Regions from separate parts of the Homo sapiens genome. Here region 2 is linked to region 1. Evidence: chromatin loops called from intact Hi-C (ENCODE). Cell type or tissue: GM12878. All regions are shown on one strand. Each heading gives the region's core, and the rest is flanking DNA. Links, peaks and the distances in the headings are about the cores only. Region 1 overlaps SFXN5 (sideroflexin 5). Region 2 holds the start of EMX1 (empty spiracles homeobox 1).

Region 1 (5,366 bases), core at 54-5,053:
AGGAAAACCACTCCCCTCCCCTGTTGCTGGCCTCCCCAACCCTGCGAACCCCCAGACCCACGTGTCGGGCTGCGATCTTGGAGGAGCCCACGAGGTTGCCATCGCTGTCCAGGACATCAATCCCTTCCTCCAGCTCCCCGTACCGCATCAGGACCACATTGCAGATATTGGCACTGGCTGCAGAGAGAGGGGATGCAGAGAGCAGGATGAGGAGGAAGATGGCATTCCACCTGGAGGGAGGTCACTACACTCCTTCCTACGCAAGCCTTGGGGTTCTGTGTTCAAATGCATGGGCAAAGGTTAGGGAAGGGGTGGTTCTGTTGTCCATCTGCCTATCAGCCTGGTGAGGGATCTGGGGGCCCTTGGGAACCTGGTAAGTGAAAGTGGAAAAGAACAGGTATCAGGGAGGACACCCGTTCTGGCCTCAGAGAGCGGCCACTTACCGAGGGGCTGCTTTCCTCTCCTCCAGGGCAAGCCCACTAGGCAGGCAAAGTGGGTGTCCATCTGGGAGGGCTCTCTGACCTGAAGTCGCATCCCCCCTGACCCCGAGGCCTGATGTTCCACCATCACTGGGGCCCTTGCGCTGCCCTATCCTCTTAAACTGTCGGTCCAACATCCAGCCCCTCCTGTCTCTGAGCAAATCAAGTTCCCAGAAATTTGCCTCCCTGACAGCAGGTGCCAGAGAGGCAGAAACCTCAGTGTTCACCCAGCACCACCCCCTCATCATATGGATGGAAGACTGAGGCTCAGAGAAGAGGAGTGACTTATCTGAGGTCACACAGCAGAGTGGGACAGAGCAGAAAGGCTACAGTGCCTCTGCCTCTGAATACTCAGGGGGCAAGAGGGTTGGGGCAGGAGCAGCGGGCTGAGTTAAGGGCAGACCTTCTCCATTCTTGCTTCCTATGGCTGAGTGCCTGCCTTTGGCTAGGCCCCTCTGCCATCTGAGATCTTGGGAACCTGGGCTAAGGGGAGGGTTCCCGGCTCCTTAGTGAAGCACTGGTTGTTGAAGTCTGGGGCCACCCATTAGCTGGCAACTAGCTCAGGGATCCTCTTTCTGCTCCCCCATCCTGGGACTCACATGACTGGGCCAGGCCCCGTGGCCCAGTGCAGTGTGGGTGTTGACCCCGCCTGAACTCTCCCAGCCCCGCTGCAGGATGGAAGTGGGGGGACCTGGGAGGGGTGGGCAGGTGGGGAGTGGGGGGTGACAAATGCAGAGTCTGCCTGCTTCACTCCTCCCCCCAAAGCGCCTTGCTGTGTTTAAAGTTTTAATTTTTGCTAATTAATGTCAATTAATTTTGTATAATGAGTGTTTAATTTTGGGGAGTGTGTGAGCCTGGGAGCGACTGCAGTTCTGGGCTGTGAACGCTGATTAGCATCAACACCTGCTGCTTCCCCCTCCTTCCAGTGGGGGGGGCCACCAGGGTTTGGGGAGCTGGAGGGTGGCGGGGCCTAGTGGGCAGGCGGAGTGGGAGGGAGACCACAGATGCTCCTGGGGCCTGAGCCAACGAGTGGTCCAGGGTGCTCACAGCTGGGGCACAGGGTTCTGTGGGTGAGGTGTGGCTTGAGACCCCTGGGGCCTCAGTCGCCTGTTTCATTAAAATGGGGAGGTGGAATAAACAGGGGAAGACCGAGAGACTCTGCAGTCTTTGGAGAAGAAAAGCAGGAGGCCAAATACAGTTCTAAAATGTATTTAGAGCACACACACCATCTTCGAGCATCTCTCCTGCTTCCACCGACGCTCAGTGCAGTGGAAACCATGGGCAGTCCCTCTGTGTCCCGGGCTCTCCTGCCCCACAACAGGCATGCTCACCTGCCCTAAACAGCCGCTCTCTGCCAGGGGCGGTTCTGTGGGGCATTTGGCCATGTTTGAGGGCATTTTCAGTGATTGTGATCTAGGGGTCAGGGGTTGCTGCAGGCATCTGGTGGATAGAGGCCAGAGGTGCTGCTAAACATCTCGCAAGGCACAGGACAGTCCCCCCACCAAAGGATCATCTGGCCCCCAAATATGTCAACATTGCTGACACTGAGAAACCCTTGTTTTCACCACAGTCAGTGACAGACAGAATTAGGAAGCTGAATCCAAGGTAAAGGAGATCTGGTTAGCAGGGCATGACCAGGAGGGGATGGGAGCCTGGGTTTGGGGCCATCGGGCTTGGGTTCCAATTCTGGCTCCATATCTCTCCCGCCTCAGCCCCAGGCGCCCAGGGCTCAGGGCCCAGAAGGGTCCCCCAGGGTAGCCTTGGGAAGCAGCCACCTGGCCTCTGTGTTAGTGACATGCCCTCTAGTGGCCTTAGGGAGGCTATGCATCCCCCATGCCCTTGGAGCTGCCAGGCTTTCGGTTCCCAGGAGACCTAAGAAAACCGTTGAGAGGACAGTGGGGTTTTCTGCCCTGAAAGGCATCAATCCTAGCCCTCTGATGACGCTGTCCACCATACCACCACCACCGCCACTCCCAGAAAGGCAAAGTTACAGGAATGTGGTCCAGGAGACGAGCATCCTGCTAAAGTCAGGAGCTACCAGCTCACTCTGGGGACTTGAGCCATTGCCACCCAACCCCACCTTGGCTTCTCCGGGCATAAAAGGAGGGGCAGAATGTAGGGTCTCCATGGGATTTCTGGGTGCTGGCTGAGCTCACACAAAATGTCAGCCTCTGCACCTGTGCCCATGCCAAGTCAGGGGAAAGTGGGGACAGCTGAAATGTCTCCAGCCCCCATTTTGTGTGTGTATGCATAGGGGAGACAAACAGAAGAGAGAGTGTGGATCTGGAGGTGGTAGTGGACCAGCCCTGACTCACGGTGGCATCTCACTCTCTCCCTGTAATCTCCAAACATTAAACATGCGGCGAGCAGGACAGCTTTGGTTCAAACACAAAACCACTGAGATGAAAGATGAAGCATGAAAGGAAGTGAAAACCCAGCCTCCTTCCCCTCATCCAGCCCCTCCAGGACAATTCTGAAGCTGCCTGAATGGAAAAAAAACAGAGAAAACCCTAAAAGTCATCTCAGAATGATGGTACCTGCCCCCTCCCCAGGCTCCTCCCTTGAAACCGGCAATTCTTACAGCCTACACAGATGGCACATGACCTGCAATCTCTTCTGTTGACTGTGTACATTGGTTGGCCTTTATTGAGCACCTGCCGTATGCAGAGGCTACCAGCCATCCATGCCCTTGGGCAGTGGGAATGCCAGCCTGTTACAGTGATTTCATTTCCATGAGCTCATCCCAAACTTTCAATTCTGCCATATCCTTTTCAAACTGTCCCTGATCCTTCCCATCCCACTCCTGGCAAGTCCGGCTCCTGTGACAGGGACACTGAGAGCCTAAGCAAATGATAGAGAGAGAGAGAGAAAAAAAAAAAAACAGAGACAGAGAGAACAAGAACATGCACAACCCTGGGGCACAGGTCTCCTCTCCAACACACCAGCAAGATCTATTATTGATGGTATCAGCAGGTTAATTAAGCAGCCTGTTAGTGATGATGTTAAGAAAGCTGGCACATTTTCAACTCAGATTGACACCATTCAAGACTCAGGCATAACTGATGTTTGAGCAGCAATGTGGGAGATGTCAAGGAATGAGAGAGAGAAAGAGAAGGAGAGAGAAAGACTTTGCTTCTTGATGATGGCAAGCTCAGTGTTAAGTCCTGAAGAGAATTTGCTCTTGCCTGCTGCAGATGTTCTCACATCCGACCCATTGCGATGCAAAATCATGCAGATTGTGAAAAGCTAATGAAGCACCCGGTGTAAAAGGGGCAGTGTGGGGAGGAAGAAAGAGCAGTAGACAGAAAGACAAATGTGCAAGAAAGTTCTCCAAAAGAAGATCATGGGGGAGCCTGCCCCTGAACTAGGGCAGGAATAGACAAGCAGATCAATGCAGTACACTAGTCCTGCAACTCACCCATCTGTCAGGGAAATTAATTGGTAGTAAAGCAGTTCTATCAACTCACAGGGAAAGGACCATTTAAACACAGACATGCAGCAATGGGCTACTGATTTGGGGAAAATAAACTACCATAACTCCTCAATTCTACGATGCACCTTCCCATATTTTAATGTTTTAAAAATCATAATGTGCCTTACAATGAAAGTCGTCAGAGAAGGGAATCTTACCTGCTACTCAACACAATTGCCTGTACATGTGTGAATGCAGCCATGTGTACAGGTATCCATTCATTCAAGTGTCACCTCAGCTGACCACAGCAATCCATACAGAATTTGAACTTAAACTTAGATTCCTAATTGTTGCCTAAAACATCTTTCTAAAACTTACACTATAATGGAGCACGGACATGAAAAGTTATTGTACATGCAGAAGATCGTCTGCCAGATACCAGGCAATGCAATTAAAGACAGTAGAAATTGCCAAACCATAGATAGCTACCCTAAAGAAATGCTTGCCCATATGCACAAAGAGACATTTACAAGGATGTTAATTATAGCACTGTTTGTAAGAGCAAATAATTAGAAACAACCTAAATGTCCACCATTAGGGAACTCACATGGGAAGATCTCCAAAACAAACTGTTATGTGAAAAAAGCTACTGAGTATGTACATGATGATTTACTGTATGTAAAACCCTGTAATTGGCATATGCACATATATGTGTGCATAAATCCACAGGTAATGTTTTGGAAGGTTCACAGCTCACAGAGTGGTCTGCTTGGGGAAAGGAATTCAATTTGAGAATTAGGGGTTGTTGAAAGACTTCCACTTTTTTACACCAGAATTTTCTATAATATTTAAATTTTTACAGTGAGAATATAATCATGTTTCATTTACCCAAAAAGTAAAAAAAAAAACTGCCAAACTTCTTGAAGAAGATCACACACATTTTAAAGCCAGCAGGGATTGACGTAACCTAGTCATGGGTCCCACACTTAGGTACCTACAACATGTCGGCTTCCTAAAGAAGCTGATTAATTTCAGGAATATTTTTTTTCTTCAAGTAAAGAACAAATATGAGACCTAAGTATAACCAAATCAGAAATGCAAACAAAAATTCCCAATATTCTTTTATATGCTTTGAAATTATACTATTCATCTTAAACAGGCTAAAGGAGTGGAGATTAGAAGCAGGACTACAAAAAGCAGTGGTGGCCACGATGCTGTGTTTAACAACCAATGCCCAAAAAAGAACAAGAAAATGTGAAGGAGGCTTAGACTCCAACTCTGTGGTACTAAAGAAAGTGACTGGTATTGAATGTGTAAGTGAATACTTGCTTATTCCTTCCAATGGACACTAATTATAGTTCTCTTCTAAAAGGCTATTATGTTAATACCTCTTATAACTCAGGCATCTTAGAAACACAGCATTCAAGATCGATTTAGAAACCATACTATAAGATATGGGGACCTGGAAAGTGATA
Region 2 (5,366 bases), core at 105-5,104, 58 kb before region 1:
GTGGATATTCACATTTACAGAACATCTCTGTTTGGGCCATCCACTTCTCAAGCACCACATTACCGCATTTGGCTCCTAGCACGGCTCTATGAAATAATAGCAGTTAATATTTATCAAAAGCCTACTATGTTCCAGGCACTGCTCCAAGTTCATCAGGTGGAGATTATAACTCATTAGGTCTCAATAACTCCATGAGGTTGAACTTATTGTGCTCTCCACAAGCACGTGTTGCTTGCCCTTGTCCTCATACCATAATGAAATGTTTGGAGCTTTTGCAAAAGCCATTTTCCTAATATGATGGGCATCCAAGTCTGGTTGCAAAGGCTTGGATAGAGGGCAAGTGAGAGAATTGGAGAGAGACTAAAAATCATTCAAGAAATTTTGTGGTGAAAAAGACAAGTCAAAAGACTGAGAGAAACATGAGGACAGAAAACTCTTTGTAAGGCAAGGAGACATAAAGATGAAGTCAGGCTGAATAGGAAAGAAGGAGGTGAAAGGTGAAAGAGAGATGGCTGGGGGTGTGGCTGGTCCAAATTCTCACAAGATCTCTGTTGGAGAAACATTGCCTGGCTTGTGCTGGTGGCGAGATGTACATAGCAGCTTCCCAGCTAGAGGGAGCAGGGAGTCATGGCCTTGTGAGGGAGACAGATGGAGACACACACAACCCCCATCGCAGGTGAATGCTATGAAAGAATGGGGTGGAGGGCTTCCCAGGGAGATGAACTGAGTTTTAAGAACGAAGTTAGCCAGCAAAGAAGCAAAAGGAAGAGGATATAGACTTGAGGATTACATCACTGGATGACTGAGCCACTGATTGGATGTGGAGGATGAGAGAGTGATGCTTTGAGGTGATTCCCAAGTTCTCCGCATGGACAAAGGCAGAGACAATAACTTGTACTGAGTGCTCTTTGGAGTCTGACATTGATCCAGTGCACCACATATGTTATCTCATTTACTCCTCACAGAGGTCCCGTATAACGCTTGCAATTTCACAGATACGCAAGCTGAGGCAAAATAATTGGCCCAGGGCTCACCACTAATAAATAGGAGAGTCTGGATTTGGGGCCAGGTTATTCCAGAAATAGAGAGAGGGAGGGAAAACGTTAATGTGGGGCCAGAGCCAGAACAGGTAGGCTAGGCTGTATCAGCCTGGGAGGCATCGGGCTATTCTCCAAAAAGTGAGGCTCCGGGTTGCAGGAGATGGGACCTCCAGGAAACTGGTGGGAGGCTGGACAGGGGCAAAGTGAAAGGTAAGCAGCCTGAAGATGGGTGGGATGTAGTGGACTCCAGCGTGAAGAGCCTCCAGTCTCTGGCAGAGCTCAGCAGCTTGGGTGGGAGGAAACGAAGGGCAGGGAGCAGAAGGTGGTGGGGGGAACGGGTTTTGGTTAAGATGGGCAGCTGTCCAGTGGTGAAGAGGGGAAGTATTTGTGTATACGATCAGTTGTGGGGGATGGTGGTAGAGGGAGCAGTATGAGAGTCTGGGAGGAACAGGGCAGGGGAGATGGCACAGGAGAAGATTGGGGTGGGGGTGGGGGCACTGATACTGAATCCAGTACACAGAGGCAGGCTTAGAGACCCCCTGAGGGTGACAAATTCTTCTCTTAACTTGCTGCAGAGGAAACGACAAGAGAATAGGTCCTAAGAGGAGTGAAAATAGAGGAAACTGGCCAAGGGATAAAGATAAGCAGAGCTATGGAAGAAAAGGAAGAAAATTAGGGAATTACTGGAGAGGAAGCTGACAGAAAGGGGCGCTGGGAGAGGAAAAGGTGAGGGAGGACGAAAACGGAACTCCTATCACCCAGCGCATTCCAGCACCCCCTCCCCCTCCCCCGGGAAGTCTGCGACTGCATCCTCACAGGGATGGAATGGGAGTGGAAGCTAGGCCAGGCTGGGACCCCGGGGCTGTCCCAGCCCAACCAAGACGGTGACCAGACTCAAGTTACTGATCCTCCGCTGTTTCTTCATCTGTAAAGTGGAGTTAATGACAGACAGCTGGATGTCAACGTTTTTTGTTGTTTGTTTTAGAGATGGGATCTCCCTGTATCGCCCAGGCTGGAGTGCAGCGGTATGATCACGGCTCACTGCAGCCTCGACCTCCTGGGCTCGAGAGATCTTCCTGTCTCAGCCTCCCGAGTAGAAATGTCAGCATTTGAATGCCTCACAAGGGAAGGTGGTGTAATAAAAGGTCTATTGATTTAGATATGAACAAGTATACCCAGAGCCACACGAATGAAAGGAGGTGGCCAGTGTAGATGCAAGTCTAGGACGGTCGGTAGATTCCAAGCTTCTCTACCTGCCCAGTTAAACAAGTTCGTGGCCCCTGGCCAGCCTCTCGGTGGGGGTCTGCGACAGAACGGGTGGGATTCATTACCAGGCTAGGAGCGCAAGGCCCTCGGGCCGGGTTCAGCTTGCTGGGCTCCTGTCTTGTCTCAGCCCCCAGCACTTGCTCTGTCACCGCAGAGCACAGGCCCAGGCAACGTTTACCCAACTGAACCCGCATCCCTGTGGGAACCTTGTTCCAACAAAATCCCGTCGTTGTCTCCTTCCATATGGAACGAAAATCTCCTTCTGTACCTCTGCCCAGCTCCGCACCCCCGCCCCCTTAGAGATACGGCCTGGTCGGGTCCTGGTCCCCCCCTCGGCGGCGCTTCCACTTTTCCCAGACTGAGGGTGGGGAAAAGGAGGAGGGGGAAGAAATCAGAGGAGGAAAAGTCGGGAGGTAGGGGAGCCGGGAGACAGGAGAGGGGGAAAATAAAGAGCCTGAGACACAAACGAGAGGAAAAGACCATCACAGAAAGCTGGAAATCTCCGGAGAGGCCAGCGAGAACCCGCGCTCCCCACGGATTCCATCATTCCTTCCGAAGGCGCCTCTGCGGTGTCTCAGCCGTGCCAGGCCCCGGGGTTCCCAGGACGCGGAGGAGTGCTGGGTGCGGCCGCCTCGCCTCCCCACCCCTGGCCGCCCCTCCCCACCTCGCCCAAGGGGGCCGGAACGGCGTCGGCGCGCGGGGGCTTTTCGGAGCAGTCGAGTGGAAAATAGACTTTAACCCGCTTTGTGGCGGCCGGGGCGCCCTGAGCGCTCTCCAAACCACGGCTCCCGGCGCTCAGGCGGGCCGCTGCCAAGACCCGGCCTGGAGTCCCCGCAGAGTTGCGCGGCGCACGGACCCCGTGGCCTTGGGGCGTCAGGAGGCCCAACCCAGATCTGCGCGCCCAGGCAGCGCTCAGGCCGCTAGAATGGACCCCGGCAGCGGCGAGGAAGCGGAACTCTCTGCGGCTCCCTCTCCGCAGTGCGCCGGCAAGGTCCAGGTCCCAGCCTCCCCACCGCCGCCCGCGCCCTCCTAGGCCTCGGAGCGGCGCCTTTCTGCGGCCTCGAAGGTGGGGTGGGAAAGTTTGGGGAGTCCCGGCTCTCACAGCCTGTCGTGAGAACTGCCCCCGGGGAATTCGTCCGCCGTACGGAAAAACTGGCCGGAGCAGAGTCGTCCGCGGTTCCGCGGTCGCGGGTGGAAGGTGAAGGTCGAGGGAGGTCAGGCTGCTTCTGCGTGTCCTGACGGCTGGCGTGTTCTCTTGAGATGGGCTCGGGCTACTTGGCCAGCTTCAATTTAAGCCACAGTGTCTCCGAGGCCCTGACCTGGTCCGGCCCGCCGACACTTGAGCCCCCAGAGCCTCAGAGAAGGCGAGGGGGTGGATCTCCCAGTGCCGAGGCCCGCCGTCCTGGTCCAAGCCGGTCGCGGCACCGTGTCTGGGCACTGGAGCTGCTTCCAGCCCCGCGAACAGCTGGAGGGTGGCAGTGGGACCGCTCCGGCGGCTTCTCCCGCGCAGTGCCCCGCCTGGCCCCTTGTGAAGGGAGTGAGCGTCCCCTTTCCAGAGCTGTCCCCCGTGACATCCAGAAAACGCGAAACCTCAGGAACAAGGTCGCAGCTTCAGACCGCGGCCCAGGAGGCCGATGGTGGGTGAGTGGGAGAGTCCCGGAGAGCAGGGGGGCAGAGAGCTGGTTTTCGGGAAAACCAATGTGTTGGACCCCAAACATCCACCCTCCGCTCGGATCCAAGTTCTCTGAGAACTGAAACGACATCCCGGGACGAATGGGAGAGTTAGGCTGAGCTACACACCGGGGAGGGGAGGGTTGGAGTTTAGCCCCAAGCCCTTCGGACGCCTTCTTCGGCTCCCGCGTGGGTTGAGACGGCGGCACGGCCACCAGACTCAGCTAAAGGGCGGAGTCGCGAGGAGAAGCCAGTGGCGAGGGGAGGAGGAGGCCTGGATCTCCCCGCGAAGGCTCCAGTCCGGCTTTTGCCTCCGACTGCGGGCTCCCTCCCCACCCGCCGTCCCTCGCCCCGCCCCGCCCCGCCCCCCACCTTGGGGCAGGTGAGCGGCGGCCAATGGGCGAGCGCGGGGCAGGTGCCCGCTAACTCGCGCCTCGCAGCGCTGGGCGGCCGGGGCTGGGCAGGGCAGTGCGGGGACACCGGGGGCTGGGGTCGGTCCCAGCGGGACTCCGAAAGGAGGGAGACGAGCTCAACCCTCGGGCCTTACTGGCAGCTCGCAGCCTAGCACGGAGCCCGCGCCTGTGCGGGCGCCTGGAGCTGCCCGCTCCGCCGCAGCAGCCGCCGCGCCTGGCCGTACGCTGTGGCCGGACCCCGCGGTCGCTCGCTCACACACCCCTCGCCGCTCCGCGCCTGGCTCGCCCGCGGGGGCCGAGCGCGAGCGGGCGGGCGGGGGAGGTGAGGGGTGCGGGCGGGTGTGCATGTGCCTGGCTGGGTGCACACCCCGCAAGGCGGCGGCGCCAGGACGCGGAGCGCTCCCCAGAGCCCGGCTGCCTCGCACAGCTCCCGCGGCTGCGACCATGTTCCAGCCCGCGGCCAAGCGCGGCTTTACCATAGAGTCCTTGGTGGCCAAGGACGGCGGCACCGGCGGGGGCACTGGCGGCGGGGGCGCGGGCTCCCATCTCCTGGCGGCGGCCGCCTCCGAGGAACCGCTCCGGCCCACGGCGCTCAACTACCCTCACCCCAGCGCGGCCGAGGCGGCCTTCGTGAGTGGCTTCCCTGCCGCGGCCGCCGCGGGCGCGGGCCGCTCGCTCTACGGTGGGCCCGAGCTCGTGTTCCCCGAGGCCATGAACCACCCCGCGCTGACCGTGCATCCGGCGCACCAGCTGGGCGCCTCCCCGCTGCAGCCCCCGCACTCCTTCTTCGGCGCCCAGCACCGGGACCCTCTCCATTTCTACCCCTGGGTCCTGCGGAACCGCTTCTTCGGCCACCGCTTCCAGGGTGAGTGTCCACGCTGTGCCCGCCGAGGCGGCCGGCCGGCGCCCGTGCTGCGGCGATGCGGGGGAGGCTCGGGGGCGCGCGGGGCTGTTTAGAAGTTACTGCCGGGAAGGC

The links. Peaks named below come from ENCODE experiments on the same cell type or tissue, not always from the same donor. Only the 100,000 strongest peaks of a DNase experiment are listed, where the experiment ranks them.
Region 2: a loop joins it to region 1, with 5 times the contacts of the local background. A loop is called at or near these places in 2 of 110 quality-filtered maps.

Annotation. Positions count from the first base shown.
Region 1 is chr2:72,971,509-72,976,874 of GRCh38, forward strand. It overlaps SFXN5 (sideroflexin 5), which reads right to left. Exons shown (of 14, transcript NM_144579.3): 11 at 62-177. Among named protein-coding and RNA genes, the nearest start is that of EMX1, 57 kb to the left of the region's middle. In GM12878, for the core only: a CTCF peak has its summit at 2,290 (motif pointing left); a DNase peak (open chromatin) is centred at 2,305.
Region 2 is chr2:72,913,118-72,918,483 of GRCh38, forward strand. EMX1 (empty spiracles homeobox 1) reads left to right here and starts at 4,402. Exons shown (of 3, transcript NM_004097.3): 1 at 4,402-5,255. The coding sequence starts at 4,736. RefSeq lists silencers at 2,888-3,057, 4,198-4,617, 4,688-4,807 and enhancers at 3,149-3,766, 3,767-4,383. In GM12878, for the core only: no CTCF peak of the experiment used is centred there; a DNase peak (open chromatin) is centred at 3,155; H3K4me3 peaks cover 2,014 bases; H3K27ac peaks cover 538 bases; H3K27me3 peaks cover 352 bases.